Linked DNA regions of Homo sapiens: region 2 is linked to region 1. A link is an interaction called in ENCODE POLR2A ChIA-PET data of the cell type or tissue named here. Cell type or tissue: Panc1. All regions are shown on one strand. Each heading gives the region's core, and the rest is flanking DNA. Links, peaks and the distances in the headings are about the cores only.

Region 1 (5,385 bases), core at 128-5,127:
GGGTAAAATTACAAAGGAGGTTGTGCTGAGGCTTGAGTGTGCTGACCCCATCTGCAGATCTAAGAAAATGCTGGCTGTTAAGACATGCAAACATTTTCAACTGGGAGGAGATAACAAAAGAAAGGGCCAAGTGATCCAGTTCTAAGCATCATCTTTTGTTTTATTATGAGGACAATAAAATCTTGAGGTTATGTCCAAAAAACAAAACAAAATAAAAAGAAATAAAATACAGTGCTTGCTTCTTCACTCCATCAAATCCCCTAGCAATGCAAAGTCATTTTGCATATGATCTATTATTCGCTGGAAGGAACAGTTGGCTTTGCGATTCACTGTTTGTTAAAACATTAGTTTAATATAGCATATTTGACTAATGAGAATGTGTCAGTGTGCTGCTATCCTTGAAAGCAGGAAAAGGAAGTCTTGGCAGTGCTACTGTAGGTTACAAACACTGGTAATACGCAAGGAATTAATCAACGAACCCATACCAAGCATACGCTGAGCCTGCACTATATTAAAGGATACAAAAGACACTTATAAAACTGTGAAATGCAGACTTCCACCCTGCAGGACCTTTGAGCTCTCTTCCCTTCGTGCCTCTGTGACACACTGAGAGTCTAGTCCAGGGTCACCCAGTGAATTAAGTAGCTGAGGCAGGGCCAAAACCCAGATCCCCAGACTCCTGGGCCAATGCCCTTTCAACCTCACCACAATGGTTCTTTATTCCAAGTGATTAAGACACAGAGAGAAAGATCACAGCCATCAGAGCGGGATTAGTTAAGGGCTTAACAGGGAGGTGCTGTCTGCCTAGGCTGAGAAGGGTGAATCACCATGGGAGGTTCCAGCCAAGAAGCAAGGGGGAAGGCCTGGGGAGAGGGGAAGAGGAATAATGCCCCAGGGTGGCAGAAGAACAAGACTACAGGCTGGAAAATGAGCCACGTCCAGTGGGGTGCCCTGTGGGGAACCTAAAATATAAGTCTCTGAATGGTGCAAAGTTAAGCTTGCCTATGGAAATACTGGGGAACCTATGAGCCAAAATGATTGGGACTCAGTACTCATATTTATCTATTCACCAAAACATTTGCTCTGGAGGCAGAATTTTCTTACTGAAAACAACTACTCTGACTTCAGTGTACTTACTGTTTTGAATGAAAATAAAAAATAAAGCCTACATGCTGTATGAGACAATTTCACCTCTACTCACTCCTCATCACCGTATAAAACTCATAAATCCATTAAAAACAGAACCACTACTCCTTTTCTGGCAGACTTCTCTAAAGAACATGAAAATGGCAGTTTGCACCACTCTTTCCAACACTTCAACCTCACCCAGCTTGCCGACTGGTTTCAACTCTCCAACAAGAAAAAAAAAAAAAAATCAGCAAATTCAATCTGTTGATGAGTACATCTACATACACATCAGTGCCGTGCCTTCCATTCCCAGGGAGGGCAGGGTCACTAGACAACATCATTAAAATGACCCTTTATCAGAGAACGTTTTTCTGTTTAAGGAAATAAACTAGAGGTACAGGGAGACTCACTGATAAGAGCCATACCCACCTCAAACTGGTTTAAAATCATTCACTACTTGGGTAGGAAAACAGGTCACTTGGCCCCACCCTAATGAAAAGAACAGTTTCTTCTGCCTTGAAAAGGCTGATAAATGAGACTGTGAATGCCTGGCTAAAAAAGCTCACAGTGCAAGGCTGATCATTAATGAAATCAGTGCAGTTATTGAGAAACAAGTCATTTACATTTAACATAAGGACTATATTATTTAGGTTGGTGCAAAAATAACTGCCATTACTTTTAATGGCAAAAACCACAATTAACTTTTGTACCAACCTAATAATTTAAGGGTTTGTCCTTATTAAAAAAAAAAAAACTCTATAGATTTTATTGTATTCTATTGCTTCACTACGAAAGTGCAGTTACAAACAAAAAAAGGACAAGTGAAGCAGTTTTAACTTTACTCCCAAAAAGAAGAGTAAAAGTTTACAAAAAGGTTAAAACAAACAAACAAAAGAAAACTTAAAAGTCAACACTTCAAATAGTAAAAACACATTCTACTGAACTAAATTAAGAACCAGTTCCAAAAAGCCCAAATGTTAATCTGAACAAACAAAAACATACTGCAACAGGGCTGGTCTGCACAGGCAAATCTGAGTCTAATCCAGAAGTTTTGTGGACACACCCACTTCACAGTTTAAACGTGGAGTGTTGATGCGTTACCGCAAAACAGATTCTTAGCAACCATGGTGAATCAATCAGGGACTGGTGATTCAAATGAAGATTTTAAAGCAAAAATGGGTAGAGGTGGGAGTGTGGAGAGTTGGGTTCTCCATCAAAGCTCTTACTGTACACAGTCCTGGACACACAGTCTACAGGCCACACTGGAATTTTAAACTAAAAAAAAAAAAAAAAAAAAATGTACTGGGTGAGGAGAGGGGTTCCCACTGTACTCCATCCTCCACCCACCTACTGCATCTTTATTTATCAGAACCTTTTTGAAAGCAGATATTCTTCTCCTTGGTTTTATGGTCTTGATTAATGACTGAGTCACAGGGCCAACTCATTCCCCAGAATTCCTGGAATTCGGCCCAGTGACCTCGATCAAACTGAGCAGGAGGGACACACAGCACTTGCTCCAGCTTGTCTCTTCTGTGGCCTGATCTGAATCAATATTTGTTTGCTCCCTACTGACTTGTTGCAGCTTCATGCTCTCACAGCCTCTCTCTGCTGGTATCCTGATCTGGGGTTGGAGTGGGTGGAAAGAGACCGGCAGGAAGAATGATGTCACTTGGCATGAAGCACTTTCAGGGTTGGGAAATCCAGGCCTTCAAGTCTGCAACTCAATTTCAGTGTTTTATGGCCCACATATTGTATTTTCAACAGGGCCTGGCCGCCTACAGAAAAAAGTCTAATGTCAGCATTCAAGACCTTCCACACTGTGGACTTACCTACCTTTCCTTAAATATCTTCTATACACACACACATGCATACACGCATCCTGCACAGAAGAGTTAACTGGACTGTTAACTCTTCTCCAAACACGCTCAGCACTTTCTAAGTTCCCTCCACCAGGAACCTCAATCTTAATTAGCTGACATCTGAATGAGTCTTTAGGATACAGGAAATCATAAATGCCGCCTTTCTCACACACCCCTCCTTGCCCTGTGCTTCTGCAGCTTTTTGTGTGTCTGTGCAACATTAGAGTTACATGTGTAAAGTCTGTCTTCCGTATTATCCGCCCACAGGGTTTCCAACTTAACTCCCTCCTGTTTCCTCATAGGTCTGAGCACAGTGCCTGGCACACGATAGGCATTCAATTTCATCTTGGGATGGTTTACACACACTGGGTCTTTCTATATTAGAAAGTCTTTTTTTCTTCTTTTCCAACACACTCTCCTTCCTCAATTTTCTCTCTCCCTCAGACTGGACATTTCGAATGCAGTTCCAGTTCCGTGCATTCAGAGTTGGAGGCTTAAATCACCAACTTCTGCAAATCTTAGCAAAGCCCAGCAGGTCGCTTCAGGGCAGCCTCTTATCAACATATAGCCATGCCCCCCACCTCTGTGCTGTCAGGGATACTTGGACCCTAGCTCTGTCCATAGGACCACATGGGAACGTAACCTACAACTCCTAGCAAGAAGGCAGCAAAGAGGCAGGATGTACGAGTGGCCTTAGGACTCTGATTTCCTCTGAGCTGTGAGTGTATAGCCTGGGTGTGGCAGGGAGACAAAGGACATGGACAAAGGGCTCCATAACACAGTCACTCCCTAGAATAAGAAATTTCTACACCACACCTGGGGTAAAACTCAGGCCACTTGGGTGCTACCGACCTGTCCAGTTGAGCTCAGCTGGATTAAAAGCTTCAGGGTGGGCCAGGCATAGTGGCTCACGCCTGTAATCCCAGCAGTTTGGGAAGCCGAGACAGGCGGATCACTTGAGCTCAACAGTTCCAGACCAGCCTGGCCAACATGATGAAACCCTGTCTCTACTAAAAATACAAAGATTAGCCCGGCATGGTGGTAGGCACCTGTAATCCCAGCTACTCGGGAGGGTGAGGCTGGAGAATCACTTGAACCTGGGAGGCGGAGGCTACAGTGAGGAGAGATCGTGCGACTACACTCCAGGCTGGGTGACAGAGCCAGGCTCCATCTCAAAAGAAAAAAAAAAGAAAAAAAAAAACAGCTTCAGGGTGTACCCTAGAAGGGAGATTTGGAAGTCATCTGGTAGAACCACCCAGAAGGACAAATATGGGCATCTCCTGACCCCTACTGCTGACCTGTCCCTGGAGAAAGTAGATGAGGACTGCCTCTGGCAACAGCAGAAGAAAAAAGATACCAGGCAGTGAATGGGTGGAAAGAATTTTTTTGAAGGACTGGAATTTCCTCTGGTGTGGCCTACAACTAGAATAGGGTGTGGCACCAGGGCAAGTGAAGAGGATTCTCATGTGAAAAAAAAGAGGAACATTCCATTTCTATTTAATTCTCACAATTGAATCTGGAAGGCAGCTTAAGACACCATAATTTTAAGCAAAACTTCCCCGAGGTAGGTAAAATGTGAAGTTTAGGTCTGTGGAACAGCTGGATTAAAGGGGAAATGAACTCCCACCAAGTTTAGAAACTAGTATTAATTTGGGAAAATATAAAGTTTAAAATCCAACAATTCACTTATTTTGTCTCTTTTCCTTCTCTCTCCGCCAGATTTAAGGTCTAAAGAGCAGGGATTTTATTTTTGGCGGGGGTCTGTTTTGTTCACTGCTGTATCCCTAGTGCTCATAACTATGAGTGGAACACAGTAGGTAATTAATATTTTGTGGAATAAATGGTTGTTTAAAGCAGCCCACTAGAGCCTGAGACTCCTTTTGTGACAATCCCGCTCTCCTTTAATGAAAAATGTCTCCGCAGGCTCCAGGCTCTGCACAAGCGAAGGGTGAGAACAAAGGCTCCAGACAATGCATTAGTGCCAGATTCTAGGCCCAGTGGTGTAGGAAGAGCCTACAGCCCTCAAAATCAATAGCAATTATAGAAGCACATCTACTTTGCCAGGAAAACTACTTAAATCAGAAATTAGCCAGGAAACTAACGGCCATGACTGCGAGCCTAATGTCAATCAATACCATAGTTTAATAGCTCAAAGACACAAGATGCTAAATATTGAGACTCCAGTGCAAGACTGAGCTCCTAATCAAAGTCAGTGAGTCAGCAATATTTCCTGGGCATTTACCACAGGCAGTCTAGTTGGCACTGCGGGAAATTACAAAATCTAAACGGTCTCCAAATCACAAACCTCCAATTGTAAAAATGCACATACATGTCACATCCTTCCACTGCAGATGCAAGGGACATTTTTGGACAAACCCTTGACCTTTAGATAATCGAC
Region 2 (5,385 bases), core at 243-5,242, 190 kb after region 1:
ATGGCCCAGCCACAAAGGGCAATGTGAATGTCTATATGTTAGATGCCAACAAAGTGATTATAAAATTAAGGACAAGTATTTGGGCATTGCTTTCTAACTGCATGTTATTTTTCACAAGAAATTTCAGGGAAGGTTGGGCTTTCACATATTTAATTAGTGTAATGGAACTGATTCTGCCAAGTGTATCTGTTAGTCGAGGGCTTAGCCTCCTTGTCACACTCAGGTGCTGACAGCTATCTGGGCAGAACTCTTCCCCCTTGGAGAAGGTCTGAGGGGGAGTGAATGGTGTATGTGTTAAGGTGCCCATCACTTGCATGGTCGCAGGCCTGCAAGGGCTTTCCATCTCTACACACAGTGATAAAATTCTCCAAGGTGCCTACATTCATGACAAAAGTTTCACATCTTTCAGGAGCTGGGATAGCTCTGGAAGTGGTACTAATTGTATAAAAGCTTTTTCCTCCACACCAGCCCAAAACAAAAAGAAAAACAGCCATCATTTACTAGTACTATTTTTGCTAATATAGGTTGCAGATGATTAAAGATAAACTGTAAAGCCTCTGTAAACCACAAATTTTATGCCCAGGTCTTTGCTATATTAATAAAAAAAACAAAAACAAAAATCTCTGAAAATAGAATATCACCAAAGATTCTGGTCTTCCACTGTTATGAAAGATGAAGACATTATAAAGAAAACGAGGATTACAAAATTTGCTCTTGAATTCATGTTTGAAAGTGCTTTCTTTAATATAATTTATAGCTCATCTGATAAATCTGTCTGAATTTAAAGCCCCTTCTATTGTTACCTTGTGCTTTGTCATACAATTTTCAGACTATGTCTCCTACAGTAAATTGTAGAGCAAGAGCTCTCAAACTTTTTGGTCTCTGTATACTTTTATGCTTCTAAAAACTGCAAAGAGGCCTGGTGTGGTGGCTCACGCCTGTAATCCCAGTACTTTGGGAGTCTGAGACAGGCGGATCACCTGAGGTCAGGAGTTCGAGACCAGCCTGGCCAACATGGTAAAACCCTGTCTCTACTAAAAATACAAAAATTAGCCGGGTGTGGTGGTGCGTGTCTGTAATGTCAGCTACTCGGGAGGCTGAGGCAGGAGAATCACTTGAACCTGGGAGGTGGAGGTTGCAGCAAGCCGAGATCGCGCCACTGTACTCCAGCCTGGGTGACAGAGTGAGACTCTGTTTCCAAAAAAAAAAAAAAAAAAGCTGCAAACAGCTTTTGTTTTTGTAGGTTATACATCAGTCATTGCCATATTAGAAGTTAAAACTGGGAACATTTACACAATTTACTTATAATTCAACTTAAAATAATAGTAATAAACACATTGCATATTAACATATAAAAATAAGTATATTTTATAAGACAAAAAGTTAGCATGAAGAATACCATTATTTTACATTTTTGTGAATCTTTTTATATCTGGCTATTAAAAGAAGACAAGTAGATTCTCATAGCTGCTTCTGCATTCAATCTGTTGTGTTATGCTCTTATGGTTGATGTATGTGAAGAAAATCTGGCCTCACAAAGATATGTAGCTAGAAAAAGGAGAGGTATTATAATAGCCTTTTCAGATAATTTTGGATATTCTTCTGTGGTACTACACTAAAACTCAACAAGTGGTAGTTTCTTAAAGATTAGTTAGAATATGGAACCTGAAGCCATATCACTGACTTTTTGTACTTTGTTAAATTAAAATACACCGGTATATTTTGCACTTTGAGTGGATCATTTACCTACATATATTTTTATAATATCATCCATGGGTCACTTGGAAACTACTGGTTCACTGGGTTTTGTATATCTTCCAGATTTTGACACATTTCATTATTAGATGTGGTTATATCAAGGAATTATGTTGATTAATATCACTACCCATACCATCAGAAAAGTTTTTAAGTATTGGGAAGCTGTCAGATTCCTGGGGTTGGATACAAGTTTTCCAAAATTCAGATTTTTGCCTGAATGTATGGGCAGTAAATACTGTGAACTGTTTTTCAGGAGATAACAGACTCAAAGTTCATTTTTGAGAAAATATATGAAACATATCCACATCTGAATAATTATAGTCTGTTATTCTATTAAGTGGCATTCCATTCAAAAAACAGCTAGTTCAGCTCTTAACTCAAACAATGACACAAGTACTTTTCCCTGGAGACAAACATGGTACTTAGTAGTATAAAGCAGAAGTGCTTTATGCAAACTTCCAATTTTGTCATAAAGAACATTAAAAAGGTATGGACTTGAGGGTCAAAATTTAATAAAGTTAATAAATTTTTCTGCTTCATCAAGCACATTCTTAAATGAAACTTTTTTTTTTTTTTTTGAGACAGAGTCTCGCTCTGTTGCCCAGGCTGGAGTTAAGTGGCACAATCTCGGCTCACTGCAAGCTCCACCTCCCAGGTTCAAGCCATTCTCCTGCCTCAGCCTCCTGAGTAGCTGGGACTACAGGCGCCCGCCACCATGCCCAGCTAATTTTTTGTATTTTCAGTAGGGATGGGGTTTCACCATGTTAGCCAAGATGGTCTCGATCTCCTGATCTTGTGATCGATCCGCCTGCCTCGGCCTCTCAAAGTGCTGGGATTACAGGTGTGAGCCACCGCGCCCGGTTTTTTTTTTTTTTTTTTTTTTAACAGCAACTGCACAGTAATGAAGAATACCATGACTGCTGGTACAGCTTGGCATTACCGTCCTGCTTCCTGCTAAGGTGCCAGCAGTTTTACCCACCAATGCTTTGCACCATTAATACAAATGGTCACCGTAGTAAAAAGGGGAAACAATGCCTCAGTATTGTTATGGAACTGGTTTTTATCTCTTGGAGCTTCTGAGAGGGCCTTGGGGCCCCGCAGGGGGTCCCTGGATCACACATTGAAGACCACTACTGTAGAGGATAGTATCTATAAATCCAAACGCTCTCTAATCTGCTAAATGCTTATGTCCTTGTGGGGTTCACGTAAAGAAGATTTAAAAGGTTTATTTCTGTCTCCACTCTCCTGCCCTTCCTGCTTAAAAAAAAAAATTCCATTGTGGTAGTTCAACATAAACTGTGTGTATAGAACAAAGAAATTACAGTACTGTTGATTTCATCAGCATTTTCTCCTAACAAAGAAAACTAGCTATTCTAACATGCTATTGAGAAAACTATTGAACTACCATGAGTTATAGGAAATATGACATGCTCAGTGCCCCCTCCATCTCACCTAAGTCCCAACTCTTTCCCAAACCTTTCACTTTGGGGGTATTTTGGATGAGCTCTTAGTAGTGTCCTCAGAAATAATTGGTTGTCCTAATTCAGCCCCATGCAAATTAATGCTCCCCTAAAGAGGCCTTATTATAATTTTCAACCCTTGATGTCTACATAATCCCCTATAGTTCTTTAACTTCTTGCTTTCTAACTTCTGTTTACCGATGCACTACTTTTGTCAGCTCAGTATAGCATCAATTAGTAACACAGTTGTGTTTATTAGGTCTCCCTAGAGCCTTGAGAAAGCTGCTTTGTATTTATTAATGACTACACAGAGCACTACTATTTTTCAATAGCACTTAAAAATGAGTAAATTACTGAAGATGAACTATAAAAGAACTTTAAATTTCAAAGGCAAGCAAAAAAAAAAGCACATTATTTAAAACCACTCATAATACTTGCATGGTTAATTTTATTTTCAATGTAATATCAAGAGAGAGGGAAGAAAGTCAAACCCAGACTCTTCTTCCTGTTCTACTTTTGGCATTTTGGAGTACACATGATTTGAGTTAGAGAACTGAAGCATAGATCTGGTGATTAATTAAGAGCTGGTTTAACAGGTCTAAATTTCATTATGTCACACACCTGTTAAGTAATGCACACCTGATTCAGCAGACATCCACCCACAAGGTTAATCTCAAAAAATTAAGCAATCAACAGGAAAGAAAAAAGAGGCATACTGCACTAACTTAGGTCCAGTTTTATGTTCTCAAGCATAATTCCAATCCACCAATTTGAAATGTATCCACTTTGTTTTCTCTTATTTTGTGAATAATTCCCTGTACTACATTAGGTGAAGTTAGAGTTGCCCACACTGGTATAGAATTCACTACTCAAGGAAACCAGAGAGACCAATCGCTCCTGTGATGAATCTTTCCGAACCAAACTTAAAGTGATGCCAGCAATTATGGCGTTCATTTGCCCTGCTTTTATATTCCTGGTCATTTATGAAATGAAGACGCTGATCTGCAAAAATCACTATGCATTCATGAAAGGAGCTCTGGGAGCTCCCCCTGAGGATCTGGCTATGAGGCAGAAACATACCTCAGTGCACTTCCTTTGTCTTGTGCTCCCTCTTTGATGTGCAAGTCACTGGTGGAGTAAGCTGTGATCGCTTTGATGTTGAACTTCTAGACTTTATTGTTACTAGCATGCCTACAAAGAGAGCTGTCAGTCATTTCTTACATCTGAACAACCATGTTTCTTTACAGCGCCTCTTTTACAAGCATCAATCCTTAAATACATGTTTTCACATTCCTGCTGATTACCACACTATCTTTGTTGGGGGAGGGCTGTGCTCAAATATAACTACAGCACCCACATTTTCTGTAAACACCCTGAGGCATCTTCAGATGGCTGGTAACCAACCTTCTTCAACAAGAGAAGCCCCAGTGCAAAACATATTTCTAGCAAACGAAAACATTCTGAAAACACTCGATCCATCTTAACAGTCGAAATGAGCAGTTTAGCCAATATTTCCCCTAAGCAGCCACTGAAATTGCATAGAAACTTCCAGGCCACTTCAAAAGGGATTCTGAACGTAACAGCAGCAGGGGGCTTAGAAAGACTGCCAAAACCCTGAGACATCTTAACTCATCTTAAACAACTTTGTTTCTCTGCAATAGTGGAAACAAAATGCTTCTGTTTTACGAGATTTTGCTTGTGGTAGAAACATTGCTTTTGAAATGGATTTCTATCAAACCAATTGTTTTGTTAAACAATATCATTTTCAAAAGTTGCTTGATGTTACGGATGCAACTTAAGAGGAGGAGGATTTTTCATAATCTTGTGTCTAGGGCAAACGTGGCTGTGAATGCAATGGAGGTACAATTTCTTAGATATATACAAAATAGGCGGTATGCAAATCTTTAAAGATCTCTGTTGAAAAAGATATGGCTCTAATTTCATTTACCAGCTCCCATCAGATTTTCTTTTCAAACTCCTTTATCGCTTCTGAAACTGCTGAATATTATCAAACCCCACTGGGAAATTCCACACAAGGAAATAAACTTAAGGTGCTTACATCACACCATGCTGGTTTATAATGAACTGCTGTCTTTTTGAATAAATGTTTCAATGAAATCCAAGTTTTTAAAGATGCCAGGTCTCAAATTAGGAAGTTAAATGATAT

Evidence for each region. ChIA-PET counts read pairs that join two places held together with the same protein. Peaks named below come from ENCODE experiments on the same cell type or tissue, not always from the same donor. Only the 100,000 strongest peaks of a DNase experiment are listed, where the experiment ranks them.
Region 2: POLR2A ChIA-PET joins it to region 1 with 12 read pairs; 5 of 35 experiments call an interaction of 5 or more read pairs at or near these places.

The regions. Positions count from the first base shown.
Region 1 is chr15:60,390,538-60,395,922 of GRCh38, forward strand. All of the region lies in intron 1 of ANXA2 (annexin A2), which reads right to left. It also overlaps the pseudogene RPL36AP44. Among named protein-coding and RNA genes, the nearest start is that of ANXA2, 4.8 kb to the right of the region's middle. RefSeq lists enhancers at 463-1,054, 2,202-3,401. In Panc1, for the core only: no CTCF peak of the experiment used is centred there; DNase peaks (open chromatin) are centred at 2,250 and 2,634; H3K4me3 peaks cover 4,845 bases; H3K27ac peaks cover 5,000 bases.
Region 2 is chr15:60,576,446-60,581,830 of GRCh38, forward strand. All of the region lies in intron 2 of RORA (RAR related orphan receptor A), which reads right to left. All of the region lies in intron 3 of RORA-AS1 (RORA antisense RNA 1), which reads left to right. Among named protein-coding and RNA genes, the nearest start is that of RORA-AS1, 100 kb to the left of the region's middle. RefSeq lists enhancers at 1-262, 4,109-4,935. In Panc1, for the core only: no CTCF peak of the experiment used is centred there; no DNase peak of the experiment used is centred there; H3K27me3 peaks cover 249 bases.